Regions from separate parts of the Homo sapiens genome. Here region 2 is linked to region 1. The links are chromatin loops, found by intact Hi-C in ENCODE. Cell type or tissue: CD4-positive, alpha-beta T cell. All regions are shown on one strand. Each heading gives the region's core, and the rest is flanking DNA. Links, peaks and the distances in the headings are about the cores only.

Region 1 (8,335 bases), core at 46-8,045:
TGGAGCCAGCACAAGAAGACAGATTTGAGCTCGATGTTCTAGTCTCCTTGTGAAGCAGCTTGCAGTATAAAGCTTTTCTTTTCTCAGAAACACAGTGTCATAGCATTGGCTTCTAGCACATTGGGCAGTGAGCCCCTTTTGTTTGAAAACACACTGTTCACTGTTCCAACTAAGGAAGCTGTTCTGGTGCATTGAAAAGTGACTGCAAGGAGATCGTCTGGGTGGGAGACTCTCTTTTTAGAATGTAGAGGGTAGACTGGGAAGGACAAGAGAGAATGCTAAACCCATACAGACAAGCTGGGTTCAGGTAAGTGTGTATAATGGAGGAGCTGAGTGTGTTAAGATGTTGAAAGGCAGGAGGAGTACAGCTTTCCAAGAAGCCTGGTCCTGATGTGGCCTACAGAGAGTCTTCTGCGTGACCACATTCTTCTCAGAACTCTGAGCTCTGTCAGGGAGTAAGATGAATTCTCAGGCTTGCTGGGCCCACCTCTGCTACCTTCTCTCCATCCATCCAATTAGACCAGGACTGAGCCACACTGACCTGGCCTTCTAGTTCCCAGAGTGAGAGAAGGAATCACATAATTTCAAGGTGCAAGGCAGCCCAGAGAGGTAAAGTGATATGGTTAAGTCCACACAGCTAGCTGGAGGTAAGTTCTAGACTAGAATACAGGACTCAAACTCTAAGTTCAATGCTGCTTCTATTACATGAGCCTGCAGTTGCTCCATATGGTTCAGCTGTTCCCTTTCCTTGGAGAGTCCTACTGATAATGAACCAATAAACCTCCTTGGGAATATCACTGAGCTACGTTCTTCCATCAGAGGCACTGTTCAGGCACCAAGGAGAGTCTAACCCTCTGCTTCTCCTTCTCCCACTTCAGAAAGGCACTGTGGGGCTGGGAAAATGCCCCAGGCTGGCATCAGTAGCAAGCACAGCCTACTCTTGATTCACAGCTGTGGTGACGAGGCAGCCTTCGCACTGGTACTTGGCAGGCGGTCTTGGCTCTCAGTAGAATGGTGCTTTGTTTCTACTAATGATCCAGTACACTGAATTGGGCTGGCACCAATGACCCTGGTACCTCTGCCAACCAGGTCACATGCTCTGGGCTTTCTGAAGCCCTGGCCCCTCAGCGCACTGCGTAGCTCTGCACAGGACAGGGTGGAGAGGAGCCTGGAGGTAGGCCCTGTATTTCAGATAAACATGACTGTGGCCTGAGGCTCTCTCCAGGCACTGTCCAAAGGATTTGGTCTCAGGACCAAAATATTATAGGTTGATATGGTATGATATGTTTCATGTTGTAGGTTGATATGGTTTGGCTCTGTGTCCCCACCCAAATCTCACTTTGAATTTAATCCTTATACTCCTCATATGTCAAGGGCAGGACCAAGTGGAGGTTAATTGAATCTTGGGGGCAGTCTCCCCCATGCTGTTGTCATGAAAATGAGTGAGTCTCATGAGATCTGATGGTTTTATAAGTGTCTTGTATTTCCCCTGCTGGCACTTCTCCTTCCTGCCGCTTTGTGAAGAGGGTATCTTGCTTCCCCTTCACCTTCCGCCATGATTATATGTTTCCTGAGGCCTCCCCAGCCATACTGAACTGTAAGTCAACTAAATCTCTTTCCTTTATCAATTACCCAGTCTCAGGCATGTCTTTATTAGACTGTGACAGTGGACTAATGCATAGGTCTATTCAGATTTTCAGTATTCTCTGAAGGTAGTTTTGGTAATTTATCTTTTTCTAGGATTTTTTCCATTCCATCTAAGTTGTCTGATTTGTTGACATAAAGTTGTTTAAAATATTCACTTATCATTCTTTTAATTTCTGATGGGTCAGCAATGACGGCTGCTCTTAGATTCTTGATTGTTAATTTGTGTTTTCTGTCTTTTTTCTTGGTCAGTTTAGCTAAAAGTTTATCAATTTTGCAATCTTTTTTAAGAATCACCTTTTTGTTTCTTTGATGTTCTCTATTATTTTTCTCTTTGCTAGTCAATTGATTTCTGCTTTAGTCTTTATTTCTTTCCTTTTAAGGTTTAATTTGCCTCTCTCTCTAATTTCTTAAGATGGAAGCTTAAATTATTGTTTTGAGAACACTCTACTTTTCTAGGTCCTGCTTTAGCTTAATCCGGTTAATGTGGATGTGTATAGACATGTGTAAATACATAGTTTATTTTTGTTTCATTCAGTTCAAAATCTTTCTAATTTCCATTGTAATTTTTCTCTTCAACTCATAGTTATTTAGAAATGTGTTAATTTCTAAAATTTGAGGATTTCCCAAACTTATTTTTGTTTCTAATTTAATTCCTTTGTGGCTGGAGAACATACTCTGAGTGATTTAAATTCTTTTAAATATATTAAAAATTAGTTTTATGGTCTAGTATATGGTCTAACCTGGAGAAAGTTCCATGTGCTTTTGAAAAAATGTGTATTCATTACTTGAGGGTAAAGTATTCTATAAATGTCAGTTAGTCAAGTTGGTTGATAGTGTTGTTCATGTCTTCTATTTCCTTGTTAATTTTCTGAATAGTTGTCCTATCAGTTATTAAAAATGGGTTATTGAACTCTCTAACTATAATTGTTAAGTCTGAATAATCTGTTTCTTCTTTCAATTATATCAATTTTTGCTTCATAATTTTGAGACTCTACTATTAGGTACCATCACACTTGTAATTATTATATATTCCTAATGTATTGACCCTTTATGATACTGTAATATCATTTCTTCTCTCTAATAATATTTCTTGTCTTAAATTTTATTTTCTCAGATATTGATGTAGGCACTCAAGCTCTCTTATTGCCAGTATTTGCATGGTACTCTCTTTTTCATCCTTTTACTTCCAACTTTTGTCTTTTTGTATGAAGTATCTCTTGTAGATAGTGTACAATTGAATCTTGCTTTTTTATCCATTTTGACAATCACTGCCTTTTGATTGTAGTTTTTATTCATATTTAATATTATTATCAGCATGGCTGGATTAAGGTATGCCATTTTGTTTCTATGTCTTATTTTTAAAATCTGTTCTTCCCTTACGGCTTTTGTGCTAAACATTTTTTTTAAGTATTCTGCTTTGATTCCTCTGCTATCTTACTGTATTTTTGAGTTATTTTCTTAGTGGTTGCTCTGTAGATTACAATCTGCATCTTAATTTATAACCATCTAATATCTAATATCATTACCTGAGGTAATACTGACTTAATTCTAAGAAAATATAGAAATATTGCTACAATACTTTGTTTCTTCCTCTCTCCTTTATAATATATCTCTCTATTGTTATAAATCCAACAACATAGTACAATAATTAATGCTTTATATAATCTAATGTCTTCAAACAAAATTAGAATGGAAGATAACACGTTTATATAGTCTTTTACATTTACCCACAGATATCCTTTTGAGTGCTCTTCATTTCTTTCTACAGATCCACAGTCTCATCTAGTTTTATTTCCTTTCACCCTGAAATACATCCTTTAATATTTTTCCAGTGGCAGGTCAGCTAATAATGAATTCTCTCAGTCTTTGTTTAACTGGGAATATCTTTATTGTGCTTTCATTTTTGCAGTTCTAGTGGAAAAACAGAATTCTTGATTGAAAGATTTTTCCTTTGGCACTTGGAATGTCATTCTACTGCCTTCTGTCGTCTGTCATTTCTGATGAGAAGTCAGTTGCTAATTGCATTGTTCCCTGTTCATGATGAGTCATTTTTCTCAAGCTGCTTTTCAGATTTTCTCTTTTTTTCCCAACAGTTTGACTTTGATGTGTCTAGGTGTGTATCTCTTTGTATTTCATGTGATTTTGGTGTGAAGCAGTAGCGTTAGATAGCTTGTGTATACTATTGTTTAATTAATTTATTTTTATTTTTATTTTTGAGAAAGTCTCGTTCTGTCACCCAGGCTGGAGTGCAGTGGCACGATCTCGGCTCACTGCAACCTCCGCCTCCTGGGTTCAAGCAATTATCCTGCTTCAGCCTCCCTAGTAGCTGTGATTACAGGCATGCACCACCACACCCAGTTATTTTGTTTTCTCTCTCTCTTTTTTTTTTTGTATTTTTTATTTTTTTGAGATGGAGTCTTGCTCTGTCCCTCAGGCTGGAGAGCAGTGGCACGATCTTGGCTCACTGCAACCTCCACCTCCTGGGTTCAAGCGATTCTTCTGCCTCAGCCTCCTGAGTAGCTGGGACTACAGGCACGCACCACTACACCCAGCTGATTTTTGTATTTTTAGCAGAGATGGGGTTTCACCACATTGACCAGGCTGGTCACGAACTCCTGACCTCGTGATCTGCTCGCCTTGACCTCTGAAAGTGCTGGGATTACAGGCGTGAGCCACCATGCCCAGCCACTGTTTAATTTAAAGGTAGTAGGGCACGAATATTTTGGTGCCAAGACCTAAAGCATATATTATGCAGGTGGTGATAGACATAATGTGAATGGCCATAAATCGCAATTTTCCTAGGACAGCTCCAGTTTACATCTATTGTCCTGGTGTAATAACTAATATTATTCCTTTCACACTCAAAAGCTGTTGGTTTGAATTATAAGCTACAAAATCACTTTAATTATAGTTAATCAAACTCATGCATGTGAAACATCTTCCTTTGTTTCTGGGTGTCAGTATCAGACCATGTAATTCAGAAACAAATAGAAGCTAAATTCATACACTTTTTTTTGTTCTCAACTCATGATCATATAATAGTCTGTAGAGCTCTATTGAACTCTCCTTCAAGACTGGTTCTATAATTCTTGGATTCTTGCAATGAAGAACAGAGGTAAACCGAAAGCATGTGATAGTATGTAACTCTTTTAGACATTTAAGAAAACACTGGTTCACAACAGTGGGCCTTAGTTGCACTGAGGGCCTGTTATGTGTCAAGTACTGTGCCTGGCACCTTCTACTTACAATTTCATTTATTCATCATAAGATCTCAGTGAGGCAGAAATTACCATCCTTGTGAGTGGAGGAAACTAAGTCTCAGAGAGTTTAATAACTTTCCCAGGGACATATGGATGGAAAGAAAACAGGACGCCCAGTTCATAAACTTCATTTCCTGGGTACCTTTCAAGCAGAGGAAAAATCAGTGAGAGACAGTTATGTGCTCCTGGACATAAAGGCCTAAAGGCACCCTGTGGGAGTGACACTAGACAAAGAAGCTCATATGGTGAGTCCCCTTCCAAGTTTTACCTGTGAGCAGGGCTAGTGTTCACGACATCTAACAAACAATATGGCAGCAGTGTGCATCGATGAGAGTGGGCACAGGCCGAGCACAGGAGATGGCATGTCTGGGGTTGTACTGGCGTGCCCCAGCACAGAGCCTTGGTCCTAAGCCTGCTCCTGAGAGAGGGCTCTTGTCCTGCATCCACTGCTGCGTGAACCCAGGGAAGGGCTGGAAGGTAAAGGAGAAGATCATGGTACCTTGGCCACGATCAGGGACAGGGTTCTGATGAAGCTCCACTTCTTTTTTTTTTGAGACTGAGTCTCGCTCTTGTCGCCAGGCTGCAACCTCTGCCTCCTGGGTTCAAGTGATTCTCCTGCCTCGGCATCCTGAGTAGCTGGGATTACAGGCACCCGCCACCACGCCCAGCTAATTTTTGTATTTTTAGTAGAGATTGGGTTTTGCCATGTTGGCCAGGCTGGTCTTGAACTCCTGACCTCAGGTGATCCTCCCACCTTGGCCTCACAAAGTGCTGGGATTACAGGTGTAAGCCACCATGCTCAGCCTCCACTTCTAACTTGATCTTCATCCCAGCCATTCTCCCTCTTTCCCTCTCGGTATCTCCCGCTCCCATCCTCCACCTCATCTGCCACAAGTGTACCAGTAAGAATGTGGGGCTTGGCATGTATTGAGCCAGTATCTTCTCATGTTACCTCCCATTATTCTAGTTCAGTGGATACTCCTGTTCAGCACTAGTGAGCTATAATGAGGATTCTCGGGTCTGTTTTCCCCCATCATGTTGGGGATGAGTAAGATCAAACCTCACCAGAATCTGGACTCCTTGAGAAGAAATAATATCATTCAGCTTTTCTGACCCAAAGTCTTCAGACACAAAGAATGTCTGGACTGGATAGTGACTGTTTTAGTTACCACCTCTCGTAGGAGGAGGTAGAGATTGTCACCTTGATCCACTCTTATCGGAGATCCACTCTTGTCCAATTATCGGAACTACCTGATGTCTTCCCTGATAAGGAAGCACACTTATGATGCAGAAATGCTAAATTATGACCTCACTCCTTTTCCTCCTCATCTTATTCCACATACACATTTATAAAAACATGTTTTATAAAGGATGTCTGATCACAATGACTGGAGCTACATGGAAGTCAGGATTCTGTGCGTTAGAACTCTGAGTAATTCTTAATGGAAGGAAATAAGGAAAGTAGAGTGTGGGAAAGCTAGTGATGCCTGAACCTGGATGTAAGGCACAGGTGGCGCCATCAGCCCCCTTAAGGCAGTGACTTTACAAAGGAGTAGCACAAAATCAGAGAGTGTAGCTGAGTTCATTTCATTCTTCCCAGATCAAGATGAAGGGAGAAGGCCGGACGATGAGAGGGGAGTGAACCCTGGGCGTAATGGTTCCACACCAAGAGAAGTTCTGAAGGTCAAGGTCCAGAAGCCAAGATTCAGCTGGGCAGGCTGCATCTCTACAAGGCAGCCTCAGATGTTCATTGTCAAATGGATGAACTGGGAAGAGAGAGAGAGAGATGAGGGGTCGTTGTCCTTCCATGTCCCTTCCAGCCTCAGCCTCAGGAGTGGCCCCAGTTTGCTGATATCACAGGAGATCTGCTATTTGATCATTTTGCCTGCCAACTTGGATGTCTGTCTCAGCAGGAAACCATTTAAAGAAAATAAATGAATTCTCAGCACTTGACATTTTCTGGAGGACCTGAGTCCTTTCCAAGTGAGCTCATATCAAGCACAGTTGGTAAGACAGAGACGGGAAAATGTGCTTTCTCCCTGTTAAGAGGACAGCCTCGCTGAAGCATCTTGGGCAGGGCAGTATTAAGTGACTTTTCCTTGTTGATGAGGGGTCCTCTCACCTTTGGGAGAGAGGTGGCCCTCCACCCTGGAGGGGCTGCAGGAAGTGGAAGCAGGTTCCATAGCTGGGGGGTGTTACAAGTGAGCTGAAGGAGAAGTAGCATGGAATTCCTCCTCATTTTCTCTCCCGAGTCCACCCTGCCTCCTCCTTCCCAACAGCTTGTTTATTACAGCATGGTGACTTGGGGCAACGTGATTATATGAGATGGTTTTTTTCTCCCTTCTCTGTCCTCCTTCCTGGGCACAGTGTATATAGTATGAGAGCTACTGTAATGAAAGGTGCACAGGCCTTTTTAGGAAAGTGATTGCAGGTGAGGCCAACTCAGCCAGGAAAATCTCCTGTTGCTTCCTAGGATGGGTCAGGGGAAAAGGAGAGGGACTTTAAAACATGGATACTTCAGACCTGGCTGCACACTGGACTCACCAAGGGGATTAAAGAAAAACAATGCTTGGGCCTCACCTCCAGAGATTCAGATTTAATTGATCTAGGGAGTGGCTGGGGTATCAGGATTTTTAAATCTCCCCAGGTGATGCTAACATGCAGCCAGATGTAAAGATGGTAGGTTTAGAGGGAGAGAATGCAATGGTTTTCACTGTTGTACTGCAGGGTGATGATATGGGGCAGGGCAGGAGCCTATTCCAGCCCCTACACCTGTGGACACTTGCGTTAGAGGTGTCCACACTTCTACCTTGAAGCTGCAGCACTGGAATACTTCCTCCACACTGCTGGTGCTCTGGAGCCTTTGACTAGCCAGGGGGCCGCTGAGTAACAAACCTTCCCACTGTCTCCTTCCACCATGGACCAGGGGCAGCCATCACACTTCCTCATGTTTTTTAGTGACATTACTTATCATTTACCTTAAAGTAAATGATAAATAAAGGTGGACCTAGGGGTCTCTCTTGTTTTTCCTTTCTTTCTTTCTTTCTTTCTTTCTTTCTTTCTTTCTTTCTTTCTTTCTTTCTTTCTTTCTTTCTTTCTTTCTTCTTTCTTTCTTATTTTTCTTTCTTTTCTTTCTTTTCCTTCTTTCCTTCTTTCTTTTGATGGAGTCTCACTCTGTCGCCCAGGCTGGAGTGCAGTGGCACAATCTTGGCTCACTGTAAGCTCCACCTCCCGGGTTCATGCCATTCTCCTGCCTCAGCCTCCCGAGTAGCTGGGACTACAGGCGCCCGCCACCATGCCAGGCTAATTTTTTGTATTTTTAGTAGAGATGGGGTTTCACCGTGTTAGCCAGGATGGTCTCGATCTCCTGACCTCGTGATTCACCCGCCTCAGCCTCCCAGAGTGCTGGGATTACAAATTCCTTTCTT
Region 2 (8,335 bases), core at 208-8,207, 300 kb before region 1:
TGCTCTGCAGACACCCCCATCACTCCCTGGAACATGTCTGTCTCCTCTTCATGCTGTTCATGACCATTAGTCCTGTAATCTCCCACTCCTCTTCTGGCACTGAATGGAGAGGAAGGGAATTTCTCATTTTCTAATTGCCTCAGAAAGGCCCTCCCCAGGAAGTTGCAGGGAGGGGGACCACACTTCATGAACCCAAGGCCTCTAACGGAATGGAAGGAAGTAACATTGCCACCCTCTGTCTTAGGGGGAATCCCTAGGAACAGGAAGGTGGTGCCATTTTGGTGGAAGTAGACAGGAGCTGTGTGGAGTCATAGAGTAACATAACCAATTGTAGTAAAACTCAGGTCACTTTCAGCTTTTATTTTCTCTCCTAAGGGCTGTCTCCTTCAGTCAATTGTCCAGAGCTTAAAGCTAGGACCCCATGGAGAAAACTCTCTACCTCACGGTAATTATGTTCAGCCATCCTCTATGTACAAGCAGTAATGTCTTTAGTGTTTAAAGTGATCTTTCTTTCTTGTTGTTGCAGAGATGAGGTCTCCTTATGTTGCCCAGACTGGTCTTGAACTCCTGGCCTCAAGCGAGCCTCCCACCTCAGCCTTCCAAAGTGCTGGGATTACAGGTGTAAGCCACTGCACCTGGCTTTACAGTGAATGCAAATCTGATCCTGTCGCTCTCCAGCTTAATCACCTCCTGCGGTGCTCTGGGACAGAGCCCAGCCTCCTTAGCATGTAGGCAAGGTCCCCTTGCTCGGGCCTCATTAACTGCTCCGGTCTTGCTTCCTTCTGTGTCTCTCCCATGATCATCTCCCTGTGATGGCCACACTGGAGCCTCACTGAGATGTTTGCACAAAACTTCATGTCTCCCACATCTCCATGCCAACGTTCCACTGTTCTCTCTGCCTCAACGTCCCTTCCAGACAACGAGGTTAGATGCCTGGCTTCGTGCTCTTGTGACTTATGCACCTTTATCAGCACTCTTATCACACTGTACTAAAATCCTGCCTTATTAGCTGTCTTCCCTTCTTGGCTATGAACTAAACAAGCACAGAGATTGCCTATTACTCACTTTTACTTTCCTGAGGCAAAGCAGAAAGCCGGAAACCTAGGCTTAGTTGGCCCTCGATACATGTTAATTAAATGAAGGACTGATTCCATGAGTGAGTGAGTGCCCCGTCCTGAAGGATAGTTCCATGTGGTGTCACTTGCTTTTTTCCTAAGTGTTCAGATAAAGATTCAATTAAACTCAGCAAATATTTAAAGGGCACTTATTACGTGCCCCTCCTGTGCTAGGCACTGGAGATACAAAGACAAAGAAGCACAGTCCTGGGAACCCTCAAGTAGTTCCCAGCCGGGAAAGGGACACTGATGGACGCAGCTGTCCCTCAGCCGACAAGTCCAGACCGAAACACCTCACAGGAGACCCGGTTGGGTTTTCCACCAGGAGGGCTCAGGTCAGGTCAGGTGCTTCTGCTAAATGTGTTGTGAAACCAACAGCCAGCCTTTTTCAGCCTGCCTCTAGACCAGGAGGCAGGAATGTGCTCGGTAATGCAGCTGTGGTACTCCCGCCCATAGACCCCCAGTAGGAGCCAAGCAACCCTGGGATGAAGGCAGAGTGTGGGCTGGCTGGAGGGCCTGGGAAGGCCGCTGGGGAGGATGGGCCTTGTGAAGCTGTGCTTCCTCCGAGCTCTAACTTAGATCACATGGAGATTTGGAAGGACTGTTGGTGTGTCTTTCAGGGTGTTGCTAGAATCAGGGAACGCTAAAGCCTCCAGAGCCACCAAAACTGTCACCACTGGGAACAAAGGCTTTTGTCCCTAGGTAAGTATAATCATGCACTGGTGACAGGGGAAGGAGAGTGGGGAACTGGGGTTGGAGGGCCCTTCCCAGCATCTGGAAAATCACATTGAGTGAAAGGGTATTGACTAGAGACGGTGTTTTCCATTTCTGTTATTCTTTTAGGAGCTATTATAGAGTCAGGTTTAATAAGGAAGATGGGAAAACTCTCAGCTCACTCAATTGCTTTTAATTTATTAGTCTTATGTCTGTCTCCATTATTCCACACCCCTCACACCCCTATCATCAATCATAAAGTTCAGGAAAGAAGGTAAACAACCTTAGGAGAGCCAGACATGAGCCAAGCTCCAGCTGGGACATTTAGTGTCTGATGGGAGAGTGATCAAAAGTGAGACCCAATCGGTGGTCTCTAAACATATGACAGAAGCCTCTGACTGCTGCCCCTTTACAAGAGGCTTTAAAAAGCAAGTGTGCAAAGGAGGACAGAGAGGGAGAGGAAGGAGGAGGGAGAGCGGGCACTTGGGCGGCAAGGGTAGTGCTCTGGAAGTCTGGTATGATTCTGTCACGTTGCATCATCATCACAAAGGGGCCACATCTGAAGCAAAAAATGGCAAAGACTCAAAGAAAATAAATCATGCAGACTCTGGAATGACCTCATTAAAAAGCTGCTCTATCTGCTGCCATGTTCTATTTATAGCTGAAATATGGCGTTCCTGACAGGAAATCTAAATGACAGCAAGCCTAGGGTTTTAAGGCAGTGGGTAGGGGTTTGCTTAATGAATCATCTGATATTTTTATTCGGATGATTTTTCTGTTCTAATGAAACTATTAGTACAGTTCTCTTTTCTGCATGAGATGACATTCATGGGATGTGTTTTTTACTCAGGAATTGAGGATAGAGAAGTAAAAGGATCCTTTTATATAAAATCTTTTGCTAAATACATATGAACTTCATAATACACCATTACCCTCAACATATCTTAATGCTGGTTCACAATATTCTTTTCCAGGCCATATTGTAGCTGTTATTTCCAGTGATCATTGTAAATAACTTTATTATGTTTCACTGAAATCAATTTCATAGAAATCAAACCAATAAGGAAAACATCTTTTAAGAAGGAAGACATAGAGCCTTATTCCAAATGTTAAGAGAAAAAAGCAGATCATATACTGTGTAGATAAGCAGAGCCACACTTCTAAAACCCTGAAGCCCAGGGCCTGGATGCAGCTGCCAGCAAGTTCCCTCTCTGTGTTATGGGCAGAGGCAGGATTCATCTTTGAAGGAAGATTGCTTTTAAGTTTTTTGGGGGGAAAATCTTTTTTTTTTTTTTTTTGAGATGGACTCTTGCTCTGTCGCCCAGACTGGAGTGCAGTGGCACGATCTCGGCTCACTGCAAGCTCCGCCTCCCGGGTTCACGCCATTCTCCTGCCTCAGTCTCCGGAGTAGCTGGGACTATAGGCGCCCGCCACCACGCCCGGCTAATTTTTTGTATTTTTAGTAGAGACGGGATTTCACCATGTTAGCCAGGATGGTCTCGATCTCCTGACCTCGTGATCCGCCCGTCTCGGCCTCCCAAAGTGCTGGGATTACAGGCTTGAGCCACTGCGCCTGGCCAGGGGGAAAATCTTTAGCAAGTTTTCAGTTCTGGAAGACTGCTCTTCAGCCTGAGGACAGTTCAGATGCTTTTAAAAGAAAAAAAGTACAGACCCCACTCCCCACCCCCGCCACTGCCCCGATGCTGTTAAAGTGTTTTTATTAAAAACACTTCAAAAATATGTATTTAAGGCAAGATTTGAAATCCTGATCCTTGTGGCTCTTATACAACCTTAAAACCAAAACAAATTGTGATGTTTAATTTTATGTGTCAACTTAGCTAGGCCATGGTACCCAGATATTTGGGCAAACATTGTTTTAAATGTTGCTATGAAGGTTTCCTTTTAGATGAAATTAATGCATTTGAGTCAGTGGACTTTGAGTAAGGCAGATACCCTCCACAATACAGGTGGGCCTCGTCCAATCCGTTGAAGGCCTTAATAGAAAAAGACTGCTCTCTCCCCAGCAAGAAGGAATTCTGTCAGGAGAGGGCATTTGGATTTGAACTGTAAAACAGCTCTCCCCTGGGTCTCCAGCTTGTTGGCCTGCCCTGGAGATTTTGGACTTGCAACCTCCATAATCATGTGAGCCAATTTCTTTCTTTCTTTTTTTTTTAATATATAACAATTTTTAAAAAAAACAGACTTAAGGGTCTCGCTATGTTGCCCAGGCTGGTCTTGAACTCCTGGGGTCAAGCGATCCTCCCTCCAGCCTCAGCCTCCCAAAGTGCTGGGTTTATAGGTGTGAGCCACTGTGCCCAGCTAGTGTGAGCCAATTTCTTAAAATAAATCTCTTTCTTTCTCTACACACACACACACACACACACACGTGCGCGTGCGCATGCCCTATTGGTTCTGTTTCTCTAGAGATCCCTGACTAATACACAAATCTAAAAGTTAAATACCCCCAAACTACAAAACTAATAAAATTGATATGAACAACTGGAATGTAATGTGACAGGTACTGTTAGTTGTGTGCAGTTACTGATGTCAGGTTTCATAGTGGAAAGATGTCCTCTTAGAACTGTTTTGGTATTTCATCTGTTTCTGCATTTGATTTTTAAAAACCTAAAGCCAAGAAAGGTTGTTTATATAAGGGCATTGTATAAAACAATATAAAAAACTTTAAACTTTTATTTTATAACTCCTGGAAAATTAGAACTGATAATTAAAATTTTACCAAGAAGCAATCTTCAAATAATAATTCTATAAAGCTGTTTTAGTCATTGGAGGATAACATTAGCATTGCAGCATTATTTAAATATACATTCACTATTATCTAATTCGATTATTACTGGAAGTGGGAAGAAAGGCATTCTTCCCTGCTAATAGACTGTTTTATTTGGTGCATACAGATACAGAACACTCCATGCAACCACTTTCAAATATGAAAATGGTACTGCCTTCCAGAGAATAGGATCTTTAGAATTCTGCATATTTATATTATCATATGCTATGGCTGATTCAATTCTTCTGCCACTTTATTCAAGATGTTATAAACTATTCATTTATAGAGTGTGCCATGATATCATTTAGGCTTTAGTTCACAAACTTCACAAATGCAAATGCAGGCAATAAAAATTCTTGCCAGTACTCTGGTCCACCAGAAAATCAGAACATGCTTTAAAAAATCATTGAAATGAAAACAATATATTTAAAATAATCATACCTTTATATGTACAGAGCTCCTAAATATTAGTAAAGAAAGAAGAATAATCTTATCAGTGGAGGAAGAACATAAATTGGTAAGTTACCAAAAAATGAATTAAAAAACAGCATACAGGCTGGGAGCAGTGGCTCATGCCTGTAATCTCAGCACTTTGGGAGGCTGAAGTGGGCAGATCACTTGAGTCCAGGAGTTTAAGGCAACATGGTAAGACCCTGTCTCTACAAAACCACAAAAATTAGCCAGGTGTGGTGGTGCATGCCTGTAGTCCCAGCTACTCAGAAGGCTGAGATTGGAGGATCGTTTGAGCCTGGGAGGCAGAGGTTGCAGTGAGCCGTGATCATCCCATTGCACTCCAGTTAGGGTGACAGAGACAGCCCTGTCTCAAAAACAACCACCACCACCACAACAACGATGGCATAGAAACCTATGAAAAGACTTCTGGTTAAGCATGGTAAGTTGAACATACATATTTGTCTTTCTTCCCCCTCATACTGCCTACTAAAATTGCAGAAAGAAAGAAACAAGTATAATTCCACAATATGAGAGAAAAGATCTCAAATGAGTGATGTGGACGTCATTTTGGAAGCTGGAGAGCAGATAGACCAATGGCACTTGACTCAGTAGTCAGAGCAGAACCTGAGACCACAAGAGCGGGCAGTGGGAATGGGCAAGGAAGCCAAGAAGAAGCAAACCAATTCTAACTACAGCTCCAAAAAGGCACCGGGATTGGAGGTTCCAGGTACCTCTAAAAACAGGGGTAGGAGGTGGGGACAAAAATAGGAGGATCCATTGAAATTATTACAAGGGGTAGTTATATTTCAGGATCCCCTCTTCTCCACAGCTAAGCAATTGCCTCTACCCTGCCCCAGCAGAAAACTGGAGGTTGAGTCTCCTTCTGAATGTGGGGCACCAGGTGCAACTGAACATGAGTGTGTATGTAAATGTCCAAGTACTGAATGGTGACACCCTATCTCCAGTTTTCCACCTATCTTGTGCATGGAATGTTAATAGGCAGGAGGTTGGAGGATTTTTCTCTAGGGAAATGAATGAGCCCAAGAGAAAAGAACCAGCATGAATGGCCTTTGGGAGTTTTCCAACAAAGAATTTCCGACCTGATCACCCTACAGGGAAACGAAAAAGTCAAAAGTTCTCATCCATTCACATGAAGCTTCCAAACAAAGATTTTAGAATCTCACTTTTAAATAGGAATAATCAATTGAGAATTATTAGACACCTCAGGAATGCCTATGACGTGAAAGACAGTGGCACTAGACTGCCCAACAGTAGCCCCAGAAGATCAAAGACAATGGAGTGGTGCCTTCAGGATGCTGGGAAATTATCTCAAAACTGGAATTCCATACTCTATAGTTTACATGTAGATAGAATAAAGACATCTTCAAGTATTATAAGGTCTCAAAAATTTAAGTTTTATACACTCTTTCATAAAAAGCTGCTAGATGATGTTCTTCACCAAAATAAGTCAATTAATAAAGAAAGGGAAAGAGAGGCATTCATAAAATAGGGAATCCAGCAAGAGTGAAGAGAAAAAATCCATAGGATTTCCTGACGGGGAAAATCCCAGGGCAACAGTGGTGCAGCAGTCCTACAGAGAAGCAGACCAAATTGGTGCAAGAAGACAGAGGGCTCCAAAAAAGATGTTTTATTTGAGGGTGGATGGGGTAGGGGATGTGGGTGAATGTGAGCCACCATACTGTTTGAACCCATTGGAGTGGATTTTTAATTTATTTTTATTTATTTAGTTTTTTGAGACAGGTTCTCACTCTGCTGCCCAGACTGCAGTGCAATGGCGCGATCCTGGCTCACTGCAACCTCCGCCTCCTGGGCTCAAGCCATCCTCCCATCTCAGCCTCCAGAGTAGCTGGGACTACAGGTGCACATCACCATGCCCAGCTAAGTTGTTTTTTTGGTTTTTTTTTTTTTTTGTAGAGATGGAGTTTTGCCATGTTGGCCCAGGCTGGTCTCAAACTCCTGGGCTCAAGCGATCCACATGCCTTGGCCCCTCAAAGTGCTGGGATTACAGGTGTGAGCCACTATGCCCAGCCTAAGATTTTTAAAAAAATTCTCTTAGATATATTGAAGATGAAAGGTGCATAAAATACTAAACAAGTGAAATATGGGGCAATTAATAACTCTAGGGAAAATGAACACAAGGAAATGTATTATAGCATGCAATATAGCTTCCTTTGTAAATAACATCTACATGGACATAATTTTTAAGAACATACTATATTGATTTAACCAAAAAATAGTCATCTAATTATTAATATATTGGGAAGATGAAGGAAGTATATGGTAAAGGGTAGGGCTAGAAGAACAATATAGGGGATCTAACGCCACATCTTCCACGGTGGAAAGTCAACTGATAGGTAAGAAGAAGTAGGAACTGAAAAACTAGAATTTGTGTTACAAGTATTTTATTTAGAAAAGAAGATAGGGTTGGGCACAGTGGTTCACACCTGTAATCTCAACACTTTGGGAAGCCAAGGTGAGAGGACTGCTTGAGCCCAGGAGTTTGAGGCTGCAGTGAGCTGTGATCACACCACTGCACTCCAGCCTGGGTAGCAGAGTGAGACCCTGTCTCTTAAAAAAAAAAAAAAAAAAAAAAGAGAAAGAAAAAGAAAGAAAGAAATTGAAGGTAGACAAAAGGAGAATAGGATAAAGAAGTTAACAGTATATACTGGCAACTGTTATTTTTGATGATAATCTTGGTGATAATGTTAGGATTGTTAAGCCATATACATGTGTTATTGACTCTTGTCCCTCAGGTTTTGCACCCTTATGTAGTCTCCCGCCACACTAAATAGGGTTGTATAACCAATAGGATATCATGGAAGCAACAGAATGTGGCTTTAAGGGCAGGATCACAAAAGATACCGTGTCATCTGTCTTGCTCTTTTTTTTTTTTTTTTTTTGAGACAGAGTCTTGCTCTGTCGCCCAGGCTAGAGTGCAGTGGTGCCATCTCGGCTCACTGCAACCTCCGCCTCCTGGGTTCAAGCAATTCTCCTGCCTCAGCCTCCCCAGTAGCTGAGATTACAGGTGCCTGCCACCACTCCTGGCTAATTTTTTGTGTTTTTAGTAGAGACGAGGTTTCGCCATGTTGGCCAGGCTGGTCTCGAACTCTTGATCTTGGGTGACCTGCCCACCTTGGCTTCCAAGTGCTGAGATTACAGGCATGAGCCACTGTGCCCAGCCTGTTTTGCTCTTTCTCTCGGATCTCCTACGCTGCAAGAAGCCAGCTGCTATGCTTTAAGGACACTC

Evidence for each region. Peaks named below come from ENCODE experiments on the same cell type or tissue, not always from the same donor. Only the 100,000 strongest peaks of a DNase experiment are listed, where the experiment ranks them.
Region 2: it touches region 1 in a loop (1.9-fold over the local background); 8 of 110 quality-filtered maps call a loop at or near these places.

What each region holds. Positions count from the first base shown.
Region 1 is chr1:230,799,908-230,808,242 of GRCh38, reverse strand. CAPN9 (calpain 9) reads right to left here. Exons shown (of 20, transcript NM_006615.3): 20 at 6,254-6,673. The coding sequence ends at 6,647. It overlaps LOC124904546 (a long non-coding RNA gene), which reads left to right and starts at 1,127. Exons shown (of 2, transcript XR_007066937.1): 1 at 1,127-1,174; 2 at 6,508-6,860. In CD4-positive, alpha-beta T cell, for the core only: no CTCF peak of the experiment used is centred there; no DNase peak of the experiment used is centred there; H3K27me3 peaks cover 491 bases.
Region 2 is chr1:231,100,596-231,108,930 of GRCh38, reverse strand. No RefSeq gene overlaps it. Among named protein-coding and RNA genes, the nearest start is that of TRIM67, 57 kb to the left of the region's middle. In CD4-positive, alpha-beta T cell, for the core only: no CTCF peak of the experiment used is centred there; no DNase peak of the experiment used is centred there; H3K27me3 peaks cover 77 bases.